Regions from separate parts of the Mus musculus genome. Here region 2 is linked to region 1. A link is a loop called in an ENCODE intact Hi-C map of the cell type or tissue named here. Cell type or tissue: heart. All regions are shown on one strand. Links, peaks and the distances in the headings refer to the core of each region. The heading gives the core; the rest is flanking DNA. Region 1 holds the start of Mycn (v-myc avian myelocytomatosis viral related oncogene, neuroblastoma derived). Region 2 overlaps Gm35298 (a long non-coding RNA gene).

Evidence for each region. Peaks named below come from ENCODE experiments on the same cell type or tissue, not always from the same donor. Only the 100,000 strongest peaks of a DNase experiment are listed, where the experiment ranks them.
Region 2: a loop joins it to region 1, with 4 times the contacts of the local background. A loop is called at or near these places in 4 of 42 quality-filtered maps.

Annotation. Positions count from the first base shown.
Region 1 is chr12:12,940,042-12,945,409 of GRCm38, reverse strand. Mycn (v-myc avian myelocytomatosis viral related oncogene, neuroblastoma derived) reads left to right here and starts at 3,574. Exons shown (of 3, transcript NM_008709.3): 1 at 3,574-3,774; 2 at 4,924-5,368. The coding sequence starts at 5,017. RefSeq lists an enhancer at 2,775-2,803. In heart, for the core only: a CTCF peak has its summit at 2,814; DNase peaks (open chromatin) are centred at 2,959, 3,559, 4,939 and 5,149; H3K4me3 peaks cover 3,284 bases; H3K27ac peaks cover 3,799 bases.
Region 2 is chr12:13,116,613-13,121,980 of GRCm38, reverse strand. Gm35298 (a long non-coding RNA gene) reads right to left here. Exons shown (of 5, transcript XR_381278.2): 5 at 5,246-5,368. Among named protein-coding and RNA genes, the nearest start is that of Gm35350, 16 kb to the right of the region's middle. In heart, for the core only: a CTCF peak has its summit at 3,198; a DNase peak (open chromatin) is centred at 3,770; H3K27ac peaks cover 2,486 bases.

The DNA of each region.
Region 1 (5,368 bases), core at 369-5,368:
TAAAAGCCAACCTATTTTCATATTTTACTTTTTTTGTGCAATGCAGAATATAAGTTTTCTTTTCTCCTCTTCCTCCTCTGTCTTTTTTTCTTTCATACAATACTTCCTCATCGTCCTCCCCTATCCCCGACTTTTTAAAAAAATAAAGTCAATTAATCTGCAGGATTTTTTTTTTTTTTAGTATGTATATGTGTTGACCTGTTTGCCTCAGAATGCATGCAGAGATCAGCAAACAACTTGCAGGAGTCTTTTCTCCCCTTCCACCACGTGCATGGGGCCTCAGGCAGTTAGACATAGAGGAAAGGGTCCTTACCACCTGAGCTAGCTTACCAACTGGGTCCCAGGGATTTTTCAACTATTTTAAGCAAAAATTACAAGTCCTTTATTTTGTTGGGCCTGGGTCTTGTGGTATAGTCCAGGATGACTTCGGACTCCCTGCCTCAGCCTCACGAGAGCTGGAGTACAGTACCACAAGGGACTGTGCCTTTATTTGGGCAGGAGAAATTTGGACTCAGTAAAATAGTCCCAGAAGAAACCCAAAAGCTGGATGAGGTTGTTGGTCTACTAACCATGATGGATTAAATCCTCCTGGGTTTGTGTACCTGTGAGCTGTCTTTATTTATTTCATTTGGTAAAGAAAGAAATATAGGAAGGAAGGAAGGAAGGAAGGAAGGAAGGAAGGAAGGAAGGAAGGAAGGAAGGAAGGAAGGAAGGGAGGGAGGGAGGGAGGGAGGGAGGGAGGGAGGGAGGGAGGGAGGAAGGAAGGAAAGAAGGAAGGAAGGAAAGAAGGAAGAGTAATGCAACATCCCCCCATCATTTTATTTATAAACCAGATCCACTCTTTAATTCTTAAAGGAGCCATTCCTGTTGGGTGTGTGTCTATTTTTTCTAGTGTAGGTGAGGTCCATGAAGCTGTTGTCCTGGTCCACATTGGGTCTTAAGATGTGAACAAAGTCTTGGTTTCGAAGACCACCAAAGACTCCTTTCATTTGTGTGTGTGCCCCTTGGAATCGTGAAGTGAGTGCGTCAACATTTATTTGTAAGAAGAATAGTTGGGTTTCTGGGCAAATCCACCAAGAATGGGCATTAGGTAATTTTTCTCTATGCACAGCCTTTTATCTTTCCACCTGCCAATGAAGGTACCAATAAATACTTTCTGACTTTTATCATTCTGCTAACCTTCAGATTCAGACTTGCTGGTAATTTCAGTAATTGCTGGTTTGCATTAAGAGCCGGAGATTAGAGATTAAGGTCCAAGGAAGATAAACGATTTGCTCAGAGGCATATAGAGCAAGTAACCAGGTCACCTTCTCTCTGTCCCCTCTTTTCTGAAACATCTTATCTTTTAGCAGAGTGAAGAGCACAGGTGTGGAGAGAGAACTTTATCCATAACTAACCAGGCCATCTTAGCCGACTTTCCCAGTCCCCTGCTGCTTGAGGGAGTTCTAGTAGGCTGGTCAAAGTGTCCTTTACGTGTCCGCTGCTGAAGTTCTGAGGAAGATTCTAGAAGCCAGATGTGGTGGCACAGACCTGTAGTCCCAGAGTTTGGGTAATGGCAAGAGGATCAATTCAAGGTCATCCTCCTCAATAAAAATAGAGTTCAAGGTCATCTTGGACTATATGAGACCTCGGCTCAAAAAACAAACAGAAACACCTCTCCTCCCCCCCCCCCCAAAGCAACAACAAAAAGAAAAGGTTCTGGGAGCCACACCTATCTCTCCCCCACTGTGCCACTAATAAACAAAACTAACCTGCCAGATCTGGCTGTCTAAAAGGGTTCCTTTCAATGGAGCCTACCTCCAGCGGCATCCAGGAACACTTACCATACAGCCCCTGCTGTGTATGTATAATTACAATCTGAGGCAAAGTTTTCAGAGAGCCAGCATCTTGAGGGAGAATTCAGCGGGAGGTCTCGGTTTGGAAGAGGCCAGGGGTGTGAAAATGAGGGTGTTAAAGGCTTTTGCAAAGGTAATGGGTTTTACATATGTGAGCCCAATAAGAAAGGCCTTGGAAGGGTGGCTCACCCTCATTCACGGCTACTTCCTAGAACCTGCCGCAGTCCCCAGAATTATGTAGGCATTCGGGGACAGATGGGAAGACTTTCACACATGCTAATACACATTTTGACCTTGACTCTCTAGGCATTCTCTTCTTCCTCGCTGGAGGTGAATGAGGGGTGTCATTTTCAATTTAGAGGGAAATGGAGACGCTTCCCCACAAACAAGCTTAAGGGTTTAAGGATAAATCCCACCCTACTGAGAATGTGTGTTGAAAAAGGGCTTCACCCAGGGACCCAGGTTACTCCTGGAAAGTTTTGTGGGGCAAGAGCATTTATTTTTAGCCCCACATTTAGGAAACAAACCTTTTAGCATGCTTGCCTAGACAGAAGTGAGACGCTGTGGGATGGGGAGGGAGGGAAATGTGCCCACGGCTGTGAGGAAAGAATACACGCACCCTGCTCTAGTCTAAATAAGATGTCGCGCTCTCTCTGTTCACGCCAGCTCGTAAGTGAGGCAAATGGGACACAAAGAGGCCAAATTAATGATGGCTTTCCTTGATGTCACCATCCGTAGGAACTCGAGGTATACAGAGCAGTCAGTGATTTGGGCAAGGAAAGCAGCGGTCCGTAATTCAACCCTGGCTTCGGAAAGGCTTTTGTTGGGAACGGTGGGCGCGACTTCAGGGGACGTCCCTCCACGCGTTTCACAATCCCTTCCGCGGTAGCAAGGATTCGCTAATTGTCTCGCGGGGGTGGCCCCACTCGGGCTCCGAGGCTGGGCGGTGCGGCTCCGCTTTCTGCTTGGTCTCCGCGAGGTGTCGCCTTCGGCCGAAGAAAGCGGTAAGGCGCCACCCTCGTAGCCCGCACTTATTTATTTTCAAACAAGGGGGGCGCCCCTTCCTTTCAATTTGAAACTAGAAACCTCCTGCGGTCTGTTTCTACGTGGGCGCGTCCTCGGCCTCCCATTTTGCACTCCTGTGTCGCCTTCCTTCGAGATCACACACGAACAGCCCCTCGACCAGGCCTTGTTCCACTTTAGCCTGGAGCTCATCTTTCACACAAACATACACTCGCGCGCAGTCCACGCAGGGACTGGGCTAGAAACCTCTTTTCCCATTCCCAGAACACACCCAGCGACCTTTAAAAAAAAAAAAACACGGAGTGCAGCGGGTGCAAGCCAGGGGGTCCAAAAGGGAGGGGGAAGCACTCCTCGGGTTTCCCAGCTTTGCTGCTTGCAGTCTGAAAAACGAGAGGGGGGAGGGGGAGAGAGGGAGGGACGGAGGGGGAGAGGAGAGGAGGGGAGGAGGGGGAGAGGAGAAGAGGGGAGGAGGGAAGGGAGAGAGAGAGAGAGAGAGAGAGAGAGTCGGAAAAAAAGAGAAAAGCAAATGGCTTTTGGCGCGAAAGGCTTTGGCGCCTCCCCTGATTTTTATGGAAATCAAGAGGGCGGGGAAAAGCCTCTTGCCTCTGCCTTTCTCCCTCCCCCTCGTCTGCGCCACAGCCCCCTTCTCTCCCCGCCCCCCGGGTGTGTCAGATTTTTTCAGTTAATAATATCCCCCGAGCTTCAAAGCGCAGCCAGTGACAGTCATCTGTCTGGACGCGCTGGGTGGATGCGGGGGGCTCCTGGGAACTGGGTTGGAGCCGAACGAGCGCTAGCCAGGCGTAAGCGCGCACACACTGCAGCCGCCGGAGGACAACCCCCTCCCGCCGCCGCTCCCTCAGCCCACCCGGAGACCCCAGCCCCGAGTCGCCTCCGGATCCCCGGCAGTCTGCGGGAGGTAAGAAGCGGTACTTGCGAAGCTTCGAGCGCCCGGGGAACGGCGGAGCGCTGCGGCTAGGCAAGCCCCTGGACGCGGCTCCGCACCCTGCACCCAAATATGCCGGGCTTTTCTGGGGGAGGGGGTAAGGGGGCAACACACCGCGTCTGCTTCCGAAACAAAACCATCTGGGTTTTTTGTTTTTTTTTTTTTCCTGAAAAGCCTATTCAGCACCCGAAGGCACCCTGGCTGGAAGAGACCCGCCCTAATCCCTTTTACAGCCCTGGCCCAGGCAGAGAAATAGCTTTAGCGAAAAGAAATTCGCCCGGCTCCACAAGATTTGTCTGAGTGTGAGGTGACTGGGAACCGGTGCGTCCCCACCCCAAGCTGGGGTTCTCCAAAAGGTGCCGCGGGGAAAGAAGGAAAAGGGGTTAGGCGAAGCTAGGTGCCTGAGTGATAATGTAGGTCACGGCTGCTCCGGCTTAGGAGACGCGATTCTCGCCGGCGACCCTGCACCATTCCTAGGGATGGGGTTCAGCCTTTCCCCCCGCCTGTTGAAGAGGTTGAGGTCTCTGAAGGAAGGGGAATGGAAAGGGTATAGGTATAGGCAGCGATGAGTACCAAGGGTATCTGCCAAGATTGAGGCTCTAGGTCTAGGTGGAGAGGGTTGTATGTAATTGCCTGTTGTTGGTCTGACTGGAGAAAGGCCCTTAATAATTAATAAAGTTTCCTGAACCCCGTTAGCGTTTGCGCTCCCGTGATCGCATTTCTGCAAAAGGGGAATGAAAGGTACTTCAATCCCATGCCTGGTAGCTGGGCTAGAGAGCAAGGACTTCCTTTAAGCAACTAGTGCAAGTGGGGTAGTCGCGCTAGTAAGAGCTGAGATCTGCAGCTTGAACAGCCCCCCTCCCCCAGGCAGTGCCTTGTGTGAATGAAACGGCAGTTTCCAAAGTTGCAGAGAGCCACACCACCCCCTGCATCTGCAAGCCCCCTCCCACTCCCAGTCTTAGACAGCTTGTACACAAAAGGAGGGAGTAGGGGAGACGCTCAACTTTCTCCCACCTTCCAGAGCTGTGGGGAGCTTGCAGAAGAGATTGGGGGCTCCCACTGCCTGTCCCCACCAACCCACCCCTTTGGCTCATTCTCTCTTGGTTTGCCTATTGGTTGTAGAGTTGGAGGTTGGCGCGACTCTGCTGCTCTCCACGGGAAGGAAGCACTCCCCCATATTAAAAAGAGCGGAGATATTAAAAGAGAGGCGAACCCATGCCCAGCTGCACCGCGTCCACCATGCCGGGGATGATCTGCAAGAACCCAGACCTCGAGTTTGACTCACTGCAGCCCTGCTTCTACCCGGACGAAGATGACTTCTACTTCGGCGGTCCCGACTCGACCCCACCGGGGGAGGACATCTGGAAGAAGTTTGAGCTGCTGCCCACGCCCCCGTTGTCGCCCAGCCGCGCCTTCCCAGAGCACAGCCCGGAGCCTTCGAATTGGGCTACGGAGATGCTGCTGCCGGAGGCCGACCTGTGGGGCAACCCGGCCGAGGAGGATGCGTTCGGTCTCGGGGGCCTGGGTGGCCTCACTCCTAATCCGGTCATCCTTCAGGACTGCATGT
Region 2 (5,368 bases), core at 176-5,175, 180 kb before region 1:
TGAATCTCTCTTCTAGAAAAGGGACTATCTCGCTTTCCATTCTGCTCCTAATTCCTGCCTCAGTGCCCAACGCACAGGACGTGCTCGATAAGTGTTTGCTGAATGATTTTCAGCACAGATGTAAAGAGCAAAGGGTAAGAGCTATATTTTCCTTACAGTTCTGCATCTATGATATCCATGCACATAAGAAAATTATAGAGTCCAATTTCTGGAAAGAAACTGAGACAAGAATATCTTTTGAAGCACATTGCTTTAGGGCTTGCTATGCCTCTGTTGTTTCTGATGATGTCTAAACTTTCTGAATGGTGGCCCTGAAGAACAGGCCTTTAGGTTATCACTAGTTGGCCTTGGAGAGCTCTTTATTTCACAAAGTATGAAACAGAGGCTCAGAGAGAGTCAGAGAGTGGCTAATGACCAGGCAGCCAGGAAGTGTCAGCTTTGACAGTGCCTTCCTACATAATTAAACTTTTGTGAGTATGGAAGACACAGGTATCCTGACAAGGATACATCATTGGGATTAAATACCCTGACAGGCAGAAGGGAGGGGTGCCAAGGGCAGCCTGGAGTCTGACACACCAACCATGCTCAAACCGTAGGGTTCTTACAGACTGAGCCAATCTCCTCAGCCCATCGTGTTCTTTTTAACTTTCTACCTCTCAGTTAACATGTGCATTTTCTTATAGTTACAGGGCGTGGTTTCATGAGATCCGAGGTGCATACATATAATGTGTGATGATCAAGTCAGGGCAATTAGCATTTTGAGTCCCTCCAACCCTCCTCCTCCTGAGTGTCAGGGATGCCCCGCTCTTATAGAGTGAGGGCTGTGTCAGTCTCTCAAGTCTCACATTGTACTCAGTGCTAGCCTGTCTTCACCCTTCTCATCATCCCACAAACCTCCTTTAGCAAGGTTATGATTTCCAGAAAGTCTACAGCTTGGCAGAGAGCTCAGTAATAGCCCTCTGCCCCACCCCCTGCTTTTGCCCCACCCCCACCCTCCGTGTGTCCTGCTTGGCCACCTTCCTGCCCCTCTAGGCTGTCTGTCCTTTCAACCATCTGTCCGGCCTTGGGCCTTGGCAGGTCGAGGCAGAGCCTGAGAGGAGTGATGGATGCTCTGAGGGATTAGCATGAGACTCTTCCGGAGGCTGGCGGTGCCAGGAGCAAGAGCATTCCAGAAAGGCCTGAGCTGATGGATGCCTTGGAGGGAGGAGATGCTTTGGGGAGAGAAGCACAGTGGAGTTTGGGAGGGGGATTCCTTACATTCCTAGGGCTGGGGGCCAGGGCCTTCCTATGATGGACAGACAGCTGAGAGAGAAGCCCCGCAGGCTGGGACTAGATGAGACTCCATCTGCATCCCCTACCCCCTTCACCGGAATGTTATCTCTCTTCTAATCGCTCCCAGGCAAGGGAAAAAGAGGTAAAACCCAAGCAACCTCCGCTTTGTGTCTCAGTGTGGGGCACAAGCTGGGGGTGTGGTAAGGAAGAGCAGAGAGCTGGAGCTCCCCCCCCCCATCCCACCCACATGCATTGCTGATGACACTCACAGTGTGAAGCAATGGCATACCTGCCACTCCTCAGCTGTGAAGGTGCGTGTGATGTCTCCTCTCCCCTGCCTTTATTGTGTGGCTATAGACACCTTAGACTGCATCATTTATAAGCAAAGCCAAGACTGGTGTTCGCAGTTCCTACTCCTGTATTTTTCGTTCAGCATTCTCTCCCTCAGGTATTTCTCTGCTTTGGCCTGTTTCCCAGCCTGTGGAAACAAGAGTTTTGGATCCAGTGGTTTTTAAAGACCTGTCTTGGACTTGTCTTGGACTTCCAAGAGCTCCAGTGACCAGTTCTGGGGAGGAGGCTAACAAATAGGTATGAACTGAAGAAAGAGTCGTGGTATGGAATCTGTCCAAAGAGGTCCATGAGAAACCTTGAAGATGGGGGTCCGAAGTCTTACCTCACAAAAACCCTAGCTCTTAGACAAGCAGACAAGTGCCATGCTTACGTTGGTTCCTAGCAGACAGCTTCATGACTTTGTGAAAAGTAGCTCGGCCTCTATGAGCCTCTGATTTCCTAACTACAAACAGGGTCATAAGAGTGACCCTCCTGGCATAAGATCAGAAAAGGTTCTCTGGCAGGAGCTCCCAAGTCTGACTGTCTTCCAACTGAGGCTTTATTCCATTATCAGCCCTCACAGCTCTCTCTGGAAGATTCCAACAAGGGAGCCATAGCCCTGGCAGTTCCCAAGTCTGCAAAGCTCTTTGTGAGACCTTGTTTCAAGCAAGGTGCAATGTGAGGACTGCCCTCCAACACTGCCCTCTGATCTCAACACACATGGCAAAGAGGACACAACGATCAGAGCCCCGAGGTCTCTTCTACCCTCACGGAGGCCCTGATAACTAGATCCAAGTCAAGATAGTGGCCTCAGTCCTCACTGCACCCTCCTGACTGTTCTCCGAAGCAGGCACTTCAACCTGATTTGCAGATCTATAAACCGAGGCACGGAAGAATAGACTCACTCGCAGTCACTCAGTTAGCACAAGGCATGAGTGGGATTGTTGCCATGCAGCTATGAGTTTGTCTCTGCTGATATCCTACCCCAGACATTGGAGAAGCTAGAGCTGTTGGCTTGCAGATACACCATGATTTCCTTAAAGGGAATGAACAGCCTCTAAAATTGTAATACTTACCGATCCAGGCTCAGTTGGTAGAATACTTACCTAGCATGTACAAAGCCCTGGGTTCATTCCCAGTATTACATAAAGCAGGTATGGTAGTGCACACAGGACATGGGGGCAGGAGGATCATAAGTGCTGTGTCATTCTCTGATAAAATGGTGTCATGAAACCCTATCCCAAAAGCAAAGCAAAATAAGCTCTGATATTCATTATCACTCTCAGATTCTACGCTGGTTGGTTTTATTTAATCTTGACACAAGCTAGAATTATCTCAAAGGAGGAAATCTCAATTGAGAAAAATGCCTCATAAGATCCAGCTGTAGGGTATTTTTTAAACTAGTGATTGATGAGGGAGGGCCCTCCTTGGGCAGGTGGTCCTGGGTTCTATAAGAAAGCAGGTTGAGCAAACCAGTAAACAGCACCCCTCCATGGCCTCTTCCGCAGCTCCTACCTCCTGGTTCCTGCTCTGTTTGAGTTCCTGTCCTGACTCCTGACTCCCTGTGGTGATTAGTTGAAGTGTAAGCCAAACCCTGTCCTCCCCAAGCTGCTTTTTGGTCCTGGTGGTTCATCACAGCAATAGAAACCCAGACTAAGACAGGAACTCATTCACAATCTCTGTGCTGGTGGCTCCCGGGGACAATGTCCTTCAGGGGCAGGCAGAGACAAACAACCTGATTTCATTTGCAATCATGCCTGGAAGCTGAATTGGGGAGATCCATAAATATTCACGTACATTGGGATGTTGGTGCCCATTTGGACTCTGTCTTCTCCTGGCCCCCTAGTGCCTGCCATCTAACAGTATTTATTATGCCTTTGAGATTCAGAAAGCCCAAGTTAGATTGCTTCTATTAGTCTCCAGCCAGGAAGCTTGGGGCTGCATCTACTGAGGAGAAAAACCTTTCACAATTATCTGGAAAAACCCAAAGCGATTCCTGGCGTTGACCCTATCAGAACTTCCTGAGGCCGTGCAAAGCAGCAGAAGGCCAGATCGGTGCTGTCCCCATGACTTCATCTCCTTTGTGATCCTCCTTTTCTTTTTCTGGTCAAATCAAACAAAAACAAAACACCTGCCAACATTAGTTCTATATTAGGAGGAATAATGGTAAGGGAATCTAAGATTAGCCTAGTGTTGATCAGGATCCCTCGCCAAATAGATGATTCAGTTTCCAATTTCACATGTCACACTCTGCAGAGGTCAACAGCCAACAAAGAGGCAGCCCAAGCGAGAACGCTGGGAGGCTGTGAGATGATGTAATGGTGTTAAGACATCAACTAGGCTGACGAGCGGTCCTAGCTCTGCTCCTCACCCAATCCTCTTCCTTAACATCCTTAATGATTTGCCCCCTCTCAGCCTCAGTTTCTCCAAATAAAAAGTGGTCCTGGAAGCAATGATTGAAGCAGCTGTGTCAGCAATTTAGTGAGCTCATCTCTGCCCCTGTCACTAGGGGTGCAAACCTGCTAACATGTCTGTTAGTTTACAGACATGCCAAGGACACTATGAGGTAGTGGCACCTTTGCATACAAGCAGATTTGGGCTTGAAGTCCAGCTCTATAAATAGTCCCAGTGCAATTTGACACACTTTTCTTGACTTCTTAGAGATTTGGTGCCTCCTGCTCTTTATTGGGAGGTGGAAATGACAAATGCTAAGTAAGGCATTCTTTCATTTAAATACTTGAGACTCGATCCTGGCAATGGCTCTGTGGGCACTTGTATACTCATATGTACTTGTATCTTTAAGAGGTACCTGGACTTTTGCCTTTGGATGATGTGAAAGCTGGATCTCAGAGACTAGGGCATCTGTGCAACGTCCTGGGCTTTTCATTGCAAGCATGGGTGTGAAGAATGCTGTGAAATAGAGACCCTTGAATTTCTCTGGATTCTTCTTGGCAAGTATGTAGAAGAGAGTATGTGTGAATACATTTATGGTAAGGCAAAGGCTTTCAGAGGTATACCTTAGCCATGTTGAGTGTCATTTCAGTAGTGTGGCTCTGCTTCATTTTGCTAGAGGTGTAGGCATGCTATGGCTGGCCAGAGCCCTAGGGCTTCGTGAAAGACAGTGGATGAAACACCCTGTGAGTTACTTTCTCTGTACTTCCTGGAGCCATTAAATTAGCAACTTTTTCTATATACAAACTGTAGACCTATATTTAAGGACCATCAGTTGGAAGAGGCAAAGGTGGTATAGAACTGTGTGTGAAGTAGGCATCTCTGGTCACTCTGCGAATTAGCTGCAAATGACTAATGTTAAAGAAAGCATTCCTTCATTTAAACATTTGAGACTTGACCCAGGCTACAGCTATGTGAGCACTTAGGTGCTCATATGTAGGATACCTACATAGCTTCACATGACCCTCCTGGTATAACAGGGGTGTGATTTGGTAATATTCCCTGGAAAGTTGTAGCTCAACTGATGGAAACTTACTGTTGTTCCTATCTCATCCTTTTACACGAACTCCAATCATCCCGATCCTCAGGTTCCTCCTTGGTGTGCCTGCCTGCAAGTGTCAGTGCCTGCCTCTCTGGTCTACCCGTAGTTCATGCAATTCTCACACATGCATAGGGCCAACACACTGACAATTCAGAAGTCTACTTGGCCAGTGGGGCAGTTCGCATTGCACTGGATTTTATCAGCACTCGGATCATCTGAAGCTCTTGGCCAGAGCACAGCCATTATCCTGGAGAGAACCAGAATGCACACAAA